3 separate regions of the Homo sapiens genome follow, and all the other regions are linked to region 3. A link is an interaction called in ENCODE POLR2A ChIA-PET data of the cell type or tissue named here. Cell type or tissue: GM12878. All regions are shown on one strand.

Region 1 (4,000 bases), 140 kb before region 3:
CGCGGTGGCTCATGCCTGTCATCCCAGCACTTTGCGAGGCCGAGGCAGGCGGATCACTTGAACCCAGGACTCGAAACCAGCCTGGGCAACATAGTGGGACCCCCATCTCTACACAAAAATTTTTAAAAATTAGCCAGGTATGGTGGCTCACCCTGTAGTCCCAGCCACTTGGGAGGCTGAAGCAGGAGGATCATTTCAGCCCAAGGTCAAGGCTGCAGTGAGCTATGTATGTTTGTACCACTGCACTCGAGCCTGGGCAACAGAATGAGACCCTGTCTCAAAAAAAAAAAAAAAAAAAAAAGATGGGAGAGTGGGAGAGATCACTTCTTCGAGTTTGTGGATGGGGTGGAAATCGGAAGGCCTCCTGGAGGAAGCAGCATTTGAACTGGGCCTTCCTGAAAGGATAGGGTAGTATTTAGATATGGGAGATGTTGAGGAGTGACAGGTATATTCTGGGTAGAAGAAACCACAGAGGTGTAGCGACAGGGAAGCCTGTGTAAGGACAGGAAACGGGGAGTGGTTCTATTTGGCTGGACTCTTCAGAATAAACTGGAAATACAGATGCGGGTCCCCTAAAAAGCATGCACCCTCTCAGACCATCAGACACTTCTCTTCTGGAATGTTCCAGTTCTCAAGGAACTTTTGACTCTTTTATCTCACGCCTCTCATCTCCTTCCAGTGAAGAAATGGAAGAGGAAAACCGAATACCCCAACCCCCACCCATCGCCCACCCGAGGACGTCCCCCCAGCCGGAGTCGGGCATCAAGCGACTGTAAGTGATGCGCTGCCAGCTTCTGCGCTCGGCTGACCTGGCGGTTCACGTGTCCTTTGACTTTTCCTCCTTGGCACCTGCTCCCAGGGCCAGGCTTGTGACTAACCACATCCTGCTGAGACGTCTGGCCTGGCCCCCGACTTTGAGTTCATCTCCCTTCCTGAATGCTGAGTCCCTCCTGGGGGTCTCTGGGCAGAGAGGTTTGGGGAGTGCGGGAGGCGAGAGGGGAGAGGCTTGGGCCAGTGGCTGATACTCAGGAGCTTGCTGGAGTGTGTTTCATGGGGGTGGGGTGCATCTCTGGGCCTTTGAGGACAGGAAATAAGGGTAGCGAGGTAGGGGTGGGTTGTGCATCTGAAGCTTGAGACCTCAGCTCTGAGATGTCAGGTGGCCCTGGGTCCACCCCATCTATGCAGTTCTCTGATGACTCATCCATGTAGCCCTCTGTCCATTAAGCAGGGGTTACTGCATAACGCATGCAGAGTCAGGCCTTGGTTGCTGCAGGAGAACCCCGCAAAAAAGAGTGACCTAGTCCCTGCCCTCAACTAGACTTTAAGCTACTTCAGTGGTTCTTGGCATCAACAGATTCCTTTGAGGTTGTGATAAAACCTCCTGAAATTTCCCCCAGAGAAATCTGTAAAATTTGTGAACAATTTCAGGAGGTTCATGGACCTCTAAGACTCTTCAGATAAAGGGTTAACACCTCTGGTTTTGTTAGACAGTATCTACTAAGAAGCTAACACGTGCTGGGTCCTGTTCCCACAGAATATCTCATTGAGTCCTCAGCATGGTGTTGTGGGGTGGAAGCATCATCATTCCCATTTTATAGTTAAGGAAACAGAGGCACCTGCCTAGGGTCATTCAGCTAATAAGAGGCAGAACCAGGGCTCAAACCCAGGTAGCCTGGCCCCAGAGCCCACACTGTGAGCTCTCTGCAAGACAGCCTTGTGCTTGCAGTGTTGGAGCTGCATTCTCTCCCCTGAGACGGTCTTCCAGGCTCTGGGCCTGCCTTCCAGTTCTATCCAAGGCTTAGTACAGAAGAGGTTTCAGTTCTTTCCTCCAAAACCCACAAGAAACTTTGTGAAAACAGGGCGTGTGGGTTGGAAAGCCAGTCGGATCGTGTAGGGAGAGGAAGTGGAGTGTTACCCATATACCCCAACCTTTAAAATCCAGTTATGTTTGGAAATTCTTGGTTAGTTCTTGCCCTGTGAGTAGACAATGCAGAGCCGTGCAGGTTTGTCACTGCTGGGCCCTCTCCTCTTAGAAAATGGTGCCCTTGGGGCTGGGTGCGGTAGCTCACACCTGTAATCTCAGCATTTTGGGAGGCAGAGGTGGGAGGATCACTTGAGCTCAGGAGTTCAAGACCAACCTGGGCAACATGGTGAAACCACCTCTCTACAAAAAATACAAAAATTAGCTGGGTATGGTCCCAGCTACTTGGGAGGCTGAAGTGGGAGGATTGTTTGAGCCCAGGAGGTTGAGGCTTCAGTGAGCCAAGATTGTACCACTGCACTCCAGCTAGGGTGACAGAGCGAAACCCTGTCTCGAAAAAAAAAAAAAAAGAGAGAGAGAGAGGGATAAAAAAGAAAGAAAGAAAATGATGCCCTTTGCTGGGCATGGCAGCTCACATCTGTAATCCCAGCACTCTGAAAGGCCAAGGCAGAAGGATCACTTGAGGCCAGGAGTTTGAGACCAACCTGGGCCACGTAGTGAGACTCTGTCTCTACAAAAAAATTTAAAATTAGCCGGATATTGCTAGAGAGTACAGGCTGGTGCACGACTCCCTTCCAGCTTCATTCAGGCTGCTTAGGAGTTTGGCCCCAGGTCCCTGATGCACTGGGGAGGGAGTGTGGCCCCAGTTCTGGTTAGAGATAAACATTTCCTAGGGAAGACGCATGGCACCAGAAAAGCTTCCTCTAGATCCCAACACCATTTAGATCATGGATTCAGTAGTAACCTTCCATTTGCAATTGAAACTCAACTCAAAGTAACCTAAGAAAACGAATTTGGAGGCCAGGCGCAGTAGCTCACGCCTGTAATCCCAGCACTTTGGGAGGTCTAGGTGGGTGGATCATGAGGTCAGAAGTTCAAGACCAACCTGGCCAACATGGTGAAACCTCATTTCTACTAAAACTACAAAAATTAGCTGGGCGTGGTGGTCACATGCCTGTAGTCCCAGCTACTCAGGAGGCTGAGGCAGGAAAATTGCTTGAACCCGGGAGGCAGAGGTTGCAGTGAGCTGAGATTGTGCCATTGTACTCCAGCCTCTGAGCGACAGAGCGAGACTCCATCTCAAAAAAGAAAAAAGAAAACAAAACAAATTTGGGGCTGGGCTCGGTGGCTCAGGCTTGTAATCCCAGCACTTTGGGAGGCCGAGGCGAGTGGATCAGCTGAGGTCGGGAGTTTGAGACCAGCCTGACCAATACGGAGAAACCCCATCTCCACTAAAAATACAAAAATCAGCCGGGCGTGGTGGCACACACCTGTAATCCCAGCTACTTGGGAGGCTGAGGCAGGAGAATCGCTTGAACCTGGGAGACAGAGGTTGCAGTGAGCCAAGATCGTGCCATTGCACTCCAGTTTGGGCAACAAGAGTGAAACTCCGCCTCAAAAAAAAAAAAAAGAAAACAAATTTGGCTAAGGAACTAAAAGTTCCAACTTGCCACAGCGTGGGGCTCAGCTGGATCCAGGCCTTGTTTCCTCCACCCCTGGCTTGGTTTTCCTCTGTGGGCTCCATTCTTGGGTGTCCAGTCCAGCCTGAGGATGGCAGCATGGCAGCCCTTGGCTCAGGTTTCATTTTCTTTCTTTCTTTTTTTTTTTTTTTGAGAGGGAGTCTCACTCCATTGCCGAGGCTGGAGTGCAGTGGCACAATCTCAGCTCACTGCAGCCTCCACCTCCCGGGTTCAAGCAGTTCTCTCCTGTCTCAGCCTCCCGAGTAGCTGGGATTAGAGGCATCTGCCTCTACGCCCGGCTAAGTTTTGTAATTTTAGTAGAGACGGAGTTTCACCATGTTGGCCAGGCTGGTCTCTAACTCCTGACTTCAGGTGATCCACCCGCCTCGGCCTCCCAAAGTGCTGGGATTACAGGCGTGAGCCACCGCGCCCGGCCAGGTTTCATTTTCTTCTGTCTGAAACTCCAGTGCAGAGTCTCTGTTCCCAAGATTTCCATCAGTCACAGAAATGAGTCCCATTGGCTCCAGCTGGGTCACATGACTATCCCTAACCCAATCAC
Region 2 (4,000 bases), 140 kb after region 3:
ACAGCTTTCATTTTGCATTTAGTAGTGTGGGGGTACAATGGTAGGGAAAAGTAATTTGAAAAAGAGCCAAACCAAAAGAAAAGAGACAGGTTTAGGTTTTTTACGACACAAACAGTAGATAGCAGGTTATGGGAAGTTGGTTTTTTTATTATTGTTTTTGTTTAGAAGGCAAAGATGAGGCTGAGTGTGGTGGCTCACACCTGTAATCCCAGCAGTTTGGGAGGCCGAGGCAGGCAGATCACTAGAGGTTAGGAGTTCAAGACCAGCCTAGACAACATATTGAAACTCTGTCTCTACTAAATATACAAAAAGCAGCTGGATGTGGTGGTGCGCACCTGTAGTCCCAGATACTCGGGAGGCTGAGGCAGGAGAATCACTTGAACCCGAGAGGCAGAGGTTACAGTGAGCCGAAATTGTGTCACTGCACTCCTGCACTCCAGCCTGGGCGACAGAGTGAGACTCAGTTTCAAAAAAAAAAAAAAAAATGCAAAGATGACTGTAGTTACTTCCTGTAGGAAAACAAGTATGAAAGAAGCCCGCCAGTGAACTTTTGAAGATTAAAAACAGTCCTAAAGAAGGTACCTAGAATAAATTATAGCCAGTCAAAACATTTTTATGACTAGAAGATGTTTGAGCGTGTAGGGCAATGAGCAAATATAGGTGGAGCAAATTGGAAGCCAGGGTTTTAAGTAAATGGCTGTATTATAGCAGTTAATAACAGTGGCAGGCTTGGTTACTGGAGTAGATGTAATCACTGTGTAAAATGAATAGCAGTACATTATTTTCTCCTCTTCCCAAAAAAGATTTGATCTGGCTTATGGTTAAAAAAAAAAAAAGCTGTGTTACAGAGGACAGTAGAAACAAAATACGTGGCAGTCATTTAGAACTGGAGAAATGATTTCCCCCAAGATAAAAAACCATTGTTATCAGTGTATACACTGGTTTTTTCCAAACTTAAAATTGCAAATTGGAGAATCCCCCTGGTGTTACAAATGGAGCCATTAGCCAGCTGTGATATCAGATTACTATGTCACGGATTTAGAACTTGGGACAGTGATCCTCTGGCACATTAGAATCCATAGTACTGAAAAAAGTCAAATACAATTAACACACACTTGATTATTTGAGTGATTTTTTTTCAAGAATAGTCTCATCAGTATTTCATGTCTGTGCCGCATTAATGCACAGTGGTTAGGATCATGAACTAGGAGTGCCCAGCTTATGTTCCCAGTGTGACTGCTTACAATCTGTGTGACTTTCAGTGAGGAACTGAACTGTCTTTGTTTTCTCAACTGTAAAATGGGATCAATGATAATCTTTTTTTCTTTCTTTCTTTTTTTTTTTTTTTGAGATGGAGTCTCTGTCGCCTAGGCTGGAGTACAGTGGTGCTGTCTCGGCTCACTGCAAGCTCCGCCTCCCAGGTTCATGCCATTCTCCTGCCTCAGCCTCCCGAGTAGCTGGGACTACAGGCGCCCGCCACCATGCCCGGCTAATTTTTTGTATTTTAGTAGAGACGGGGTTTCACCGTATTATCCAGGATGGTTTAGCCAGGATGGTCTCGATCTCCTGACCTTGTGATCCACCGGCCTCGGCCTCTCAAAGTGCTGGGATTACAGGCGTGAGCCACCATGCCTGGCTGGGACCAATGATAGTCTTAATGGACAGAATTGTGAGGATAAACGAAACGTGCTTAAAGACCTGGTGTATAGTCAGTGCTAAATAAATAAAGCTTTTATTATTCATACTATGTTAAACACCGAGTCAAGATGGTAACTGAATTCTTCTATGTATTTTGTTATTTTGAGGATCTGTGATAATTAACTTTACAAAGGAAGTTAATTATAAGAATAGTTATATTCGTGCTAAATTCGAAATAGTACAGAAGGTCATAATATGAAAAGTAAATTGGATCGCATGAGTCCAGGAGTTTGAGACCAGCCTGGGCAACAAAGTGAGATCCCATCTCTACAAAAAATCAAATTAGCTGTGTGTGGTGGTGCATACTCAGGAGGTTGAGGCAGGAGGGTTGCTTGATCCCAGAAGGTTAAGTCTGCAGTGAACCGTGATTGCACCACTGTACTTCAACCTGGGTTATGGAGTGAGATCCTGTCTCAAAAAAAGAAAGAAAAAAGTAAATCTCCCTACCCCAACCTCTAGTCCCAAATCCCAAATCCAAATTTAATTTTTTGCATTTTTCCAGAAATCATAATGCATATATATAGATACAGATTTTTTTCAAGCTAAGATCAAGCTATTTTATGCATGTCTTTTTTTTATATCTTTTAAAAAAATTATTTTAGGCTTTTTTTTTTTTTTTTTTTTTTTTTGAGACAGGTTCTCACTCTGTCACTCAGGCTGGAGTGCAGTGTTGTGATCTCAGCCCGCTGCAACCTCAGCCTCCCAGGTTCAAGCCACCCTCCCACCTCAGCCTCCTGAGTAGCTGGGACTACAGGCACATGCCACCATGCCCAGCTAATTTTTGTATTTTTAGTAGAGATAGGGTTTCACCATGTTGGCCAGGCTGATCTTGAACTCCTGGCCTCAAGTGATCTGCCTGCCTCAGCCTCCCAAAGTGTTAGTATTACAGGTGTGAGCCACTGTGCCTGGCCAATTTTAGCCTTTTCTCTACATACTATATTATTAGATTCATTGGGCTATATTCTATTAAAATGGCATCCTGAGTCTTAGTTAACACTGGAGAATTTGTCTTATGTTATATATTAGAGAATTGGTTAGATTTATGTAATACTTTTAAGGGTAATAATTTTATCTTCTAATTGAAGCTAAATTTATGGTTTTTAGATGTGGCCAATTAGATAGTGCTTTGCATGAAGCTACTAGTCGCGTGAGAACACTTGAAAATAAGAATAACTTACTGGAAATTGAAGTGGTAAGTACTCTTTTTTTGGTGGGTGTTCTGGTGAGACAAATGAATTATTTCGTGATAACATCAGTTATGTTTCTTGTCTTTTTAAGGAAGGCTTATGAAGTTTATATTTTTAGTGCTGTTGGCTTCATATAATGCTATAAACTTTACCCTTTTTTTTTTTTTTGAGACGGAGTCTCGCTCTGTTGCCCAGGCTGGAGTGCAGTGGCGCGGTCTTGGCTCACTGCAAGCTCCGCCTCCCGGGTTCACGCCATTCTCCTGCCTCAGCCTCCTGAGTAGCTGGGACTACAGGCGCCCTCCACCACGCCCAGCTAATTTTTTGTATTTTTTAGTAGAGACGGGGTTTCACCGTGTTAGCCAGGATGGTCTCGATCTCCTGACCTTGTGATCCTCCTGCCTCGGCCTCCCAAAGTGCTGGGATTACAGGCGTGAGCCACTGCACCCTTTTTTTTTTTTTTTCTTTTTTTTGAGATGGAGTCTCGCTCTGTCGCCCAGGCTGTAGTGCAGTTGCGCGATCTCAGCTCACTGCAACCTTCGCCTCCCAGGTTCAGGCGATTCTCCTGCCTCAGCCTCCCTAGTAGCTGGGACTACAGGTGCATGCCACCGTGCCCAGCTAATTTTTGTGTTTTTACTAGAGATGGGGTTTCACCATGGGGGTCAGGCTGGTTTGTAATGCCTGACCTCGTGATCCACCCACCTCGGCCTCCCAGAGTGCCGGGATTACAGGTGTGAGCCACCGCACCTGGCCTAAACTTTACCCTTTTAAAACTTACCTTTTGGCCAGGTGTGGTGGCTCATGTCAGTAATCCTAGCACTTTGGGAGGCTGAGGTGGGAGAGTTGCTTGAGCCCAGGAGTTCGAGACCAGCCTGGGTAACATACAGAGACCTCTGTCTCTACAAATTAGCTGGGCATGGTGGTGCACAGCTGTGGTCCCAGCTACTCGGGAGACTGAGGCAGGAGGATGACTTGATCCCAGGAAGTTGAGGCTGCAGGGATCATGATTGCGCCACAGCACTGTAGCCTGGGCAAGAGAGCATGACCCTGTCTCAAAAAAAAATTTTTTTTTAATTTTTTGCAATATAATTTGCATACCATAAAACTTACCCTTTTAA
Region 3 (4,000 bases):
AAATACTCTTCATCTTTTGCTAGAATAGATGAAATGCTGATCAGCTCTCCTGATGTTAGCACTCTCTTCCCTAAAGGCAGTGATTTCCGCACCTCTATCTCAAGAATTCCAGGTACTGTGAGGACTTCAGGGATTCTTGGAGGCTGAAGGCTGGTTCCAGGGGTTCTGGACTGGATACCTCCCACCCCTATTCAGTCAAGTAGCTCTGCTGATTGATAAGTGGATTCTGAGATTTTATTGCTATATTTAAAAGAGTTTGAAAACCAGTGGTATAGAAGAAAGTGTTCATTGTTTAGATCTTTACTCTGGGAGCAGGAGGAAGTAAGGAGTTCCCAAATTGATTTTTCTTCTTCTAGAAATAATTATTTTGCCTTGAAAATTAGTAAGTACCACCAGATCACATGAAATTGATTCTGTTTGGGTGATAACCCCAGGTTTTGGGTTTTTTTGTTTTTTTTCTTTTTTGAGAGTCTTGATCTGTCGCCCAGGCTGGAGTGCAGTGGCGCGATCTCGGCTCATTGCAGGCTCTGCCTCCTGTTTTCATGCCATTCTCCTGCCTCAGCCTCCCTAGTAGCTGGGACTACAGGCGCCCGCCACCACGCCCAGCTAATTTTTTTTTGTATTTTTTTAAATTTTAATTAATTAATTAATTAATTTTTTTGAGACAGAGTTTTACTCTTGTTGCCCAGGCTGGAGTTCAATGATGCAATCTCAGCTCACTGCAGCCTCCGCCTCCCGGGTTCAAGCAGTTCTCTGCCTCAGCCTCCCAAGTAGCTGGGATTATGAGCATGCGCCACCATGCCCGGCTAATTTTGTATTTTTAGTAGAGACTGGGCCTCCTCGGCCTCCCAAAGTGCTGGGATTACAGGCGTGAGCCACTGCGCCGGCCTTGTTTATTTTTAATGAGTCAAATGAAGTGTCTCAAAGTAATGCTGGCTTTTGGGTATCTTTCTGATAAATAATTTTCAAGCTTCCCTTGCACACGTTCCTTTTGAGTTGTTTTCTAAAGTTAATTCTTTACTTCCATAAAGACACATGGGTTTACATGTTTTCATGCCTGTGCTTAATTTAAATTAGTAATAGAGGCCAGGTGCGGTGGCTCACGCCTGTAATCCCAGCACTTTGGGATGCCAAAGTGGGCAGATCACCTGAGGTTGGGAGTTCAAGACCAGCCTGACCAACATGGAGAAACTCCGTTTTTACTTAAAAAAAAAATTACAAAATTAGGCAGGCATGGTGGCGCATTCCTGTAATCCCAGCTACTTGGGGGTCTGAGGCAGGAGAATCGCTTGAACTCGGGAGGAGGAGGTTGCAGTCAGCTGAGATTGCGCCAACGCACTCCATCCTGGGCAACAAGAGTGAAACTCCAAAAATAAATAAATAAAAATAAATTAGTTATAGGCAGATTGACATTCTTTGGTTTTTGAAATATGTAAACTTCTGGGTTTTTTATTTTTATTTTTTTAGACAAAGTCTTGTTCTGTCACCCAGGCTGAAGTGCAGTGGTGCAATCTCGGCTCATTTCAACCTCCACCTCCCAGGTTCAAGCAATTCTCTGCCTCAGTCTCCCGAGTAGCTGGGATTACAGGTGCCCGCCACCACGCCCAGCTTGTTTCTGTATTTTTAGTAGAGATGCGGTTTCACAATCTTGGCCAGGCTGGTCTTGAACTCCTGACCTTGTAATTCACCCGCCTTGGTGTCCCAAAAATGCTGGGATTACAGGTGTGAGCCACCGCAGCAGCCTTAAACTTCTGGATTTTTAAATAATGGGAAAATAAGTTCAGAATTTTCTTCTAAATGTAATTTGACTTTTTCCTCCTCAGCTGATGTAAGCAATGGTACAGTAAAGAAAGAGTCTTCTAATAAAGAAGGAGCTAGAATGTGGATAAACGACATGAAGATGAGGAGTTTTTCCCCAACCATGGTGAGTTTCAAATAACTGTGTCTTTATTTTTGTGTAGTATGAGAGTGTACTCAACTAAAAGTGTTCTATATGGAACAACCCTCAGAAAGCTGTTTTTGGGTTGGGAAGAAGCTATACAGGCGTGGGAACTAATGGATATGCTTAAACCTCGCTGGAGTAATATAGATACTAACCAGGGTGGTTAAAACTTGCAGATTGATGGAGTGTGGCACTAACATGCAGTACTGATATCTTACTGTTAAAAATCTCATCTGAGCAGAAAAAAAGACAATGTGGGGTTAACGAAAAGTATTTGATAACTGTGTTCATTTTAGGACCGAACTTGAATAGAAAGCTCATAATGCATTGACAGATCATATAATGATCTGGTTATGAGTGATTCTTTTTTTTTTTTTTTTTTTTTTTTGAGACAGAGTCTTACTCTTATCGCCCAGGCTGGAGTGCAGTGGTGCTATCTTGGCTCACTGTAACCTCCACCTCCCAGGTTCAAGTGATTCTCCCACCTCAGCCTCTCAAGTAGCTGGGATTACAGGCATGTGCCACCATGCTTGGCTAATTTTTGTATTTTTAGTAGAAATGGGGTTTCACCATGTTGGCCAGGATGGTCTCGAACTCCTGACCTCAGGTAATCTGCCCGCCTCAGCCTCCGAAAGTGCTGAGATTACAGGCGTGAGCCACTGCACCCGGCCTGGTTAGAATTCTTAACATTTTGAAAATGCTGTATGCTTTGGATCAATTGATTCCATACATTTATTTAATAAATTCTCCATGTATAACATTGTTAATATGTAGTAGGTTTCTACAAGAAGTATATTTATTACATGATTCTACCTTCAGTAAGCAAAATTTGACAACCATCTGGATTAAGTAGTAATAATGAAAAGTACATCAAATGGTATGCAATGTGCTACTCACAATAAAGGTTAGGAATTTGGAGGAAGAGGTGACCTTCCTGAACTCTAGTGGCCTGGTGGACTTTATGGAGAGGGAATAATGGAGCTTGGGTTTTGAGTATGACGAGACTTTGAGGTGGGATATTAGGAAGGGAGCTAAAGGATTAATGGGCACAGAGGGGAGGTAGTGAGTATGTGCTTCGGTGAAAATAAGCCAGGAAGCTTAGCTTGTAGAAAGAAGTGGGAATAGTAGGTCTGGGCTCCATGGAGGGTCCTGAATTGAGGTTTTTATTGTTGTTGTTGTTTTTGAGATGGAGTCTTGCTCTGTTGACCAGGCTGGAGTGTAGTGGTGCAATCTTGGCTCACTGCAATCTCCGCCTCCCAGGTTCGAGCGATTCTTCTGCCTCAGCTTCCTGAGTAGGTGGGATTACAGGTGCCCACCACCAGCCCTGGCTAATTTTTGTGTTTTTAGTAGAGACGGGGTTTTACCACATTGGCCAGGCTGGTCTCGAATACCTGACCTCAAGTGATCCCTCCAGCTCGGCCTCCCAAAGTGCTGGGAGGCCAAGGTGCCCTGTGCTGAATTGAGTTTGAAGGACTTTGGACTTAGTCTAGCACCATTGAGCCAGTAGACATGGAGGGACCTGTTAGTGATTCAGGAGAAGTTGGGGTGCAGACTGAGTAAAGGGGTAGGGAAGACAGATTCGGGATGAGTAGGAGTAGGCAAAAGAGAGAGGTTGGAAAGTTGGTTAACCTAAGGGGGAAGTAAGAAGGGGTACTAGAGACCTTGCAGAGGGGATTGAAAAACGGAGAGGGGAAAGGAAAAAAAGAGATGACTGTACATAACGATACCAAAAGAATTTTGGGACTTGGTTCTAGAATATGGAATTGGAGACAGTGCAGCAAACTGTAGCTGAGGTTTTGAATGGGAACCAGGAGAACAATAGTGCTACTGGCGGTACCCAGTTTACTTAGTGATTGTCTACCAACAGCACTTGGAAGGTGATTTTTGGAAACTAAGAATGCATATTTCTTCAAGAAATGTTTTATGTGGTTCTCACATTTCCATTTCAGTCCATTATATACCAAAAGTTTTTTATTGGCTTAGCAGTTAAGTAACATCTCAGAGAGACTGCAAACTGATAGCCCATCAACCAAACTAGTCGGGGAGGGGGGGGGGGGC

The links. Peaks named below come from ENCODE experiments on the same cell type or tissue, not always from the same donor. Only the 100,000 strongest peaks of a DNase experiment are listed, where the experiment ranks them.
Region 1: POLR2A ChIA-PET joins it to region 3 with 6 read pairs; 2 of 35 experiments call an interaction of 5 or more read pairs at or near these places.
Region 2: POLR2A ChIA-PET joins it to region 3 with 6 read pairs; 4 of 35 experiments call an interaction of 5 or more read pairs at or near these places.

The regions. Positions count from the first base shown.
Region 1 is chr12:123,480,952-123,484,951 of GRCh38, reverse strand. RILPL1 (Rab interacting lysosomal protein like 1) reads left to right here. Exons shown (of 7, transcript NM_178314.5): 6 at 680-772. Among named protein-coding and RNA genes, the nearest start is that of SNRNP35, 25 kb to the right of the region's middle. In GM12878, no CTCF peak of the experiment used is centred here; no DNase peak of the experiment used is centred here.
Region 2 is chr12:123,197,137-123,201,136 of GRCh38, reverse strand. It overlaps MPHOSPH9 (M-phase phosphoprotein 9), which reads left to right. Exons shown (of 24, transcript NM_022782.4): 12 at 2,803-2,890. Among named protein-coding and RNA genes, the nearest start is that of MPHOSPH9, 34 kb to the left of the region's middle. In GM12878, no CTCF peak of the experiment used is centred here; no DNase peak of the experiment used is centred here.
Region 3 is chr12:123,338,912-123,342,911 of GRCh38, reverse strand. SBNO1 (strawberry notch homolog 1) reads left to right here. Exons shown (of 32, transcript NM_001167856.3): 5 at 1,824-1,924. Among named protein-coding and RNA genes, the nearest start is that of MIR8072, 24 kb to the left of the region's middle. RefSeq lists a silencer at 1,521-1,744. In GM12878, no CTCF peak of the experiment used is centred here; a DNase peak (open chromatin) is centred at 2,181.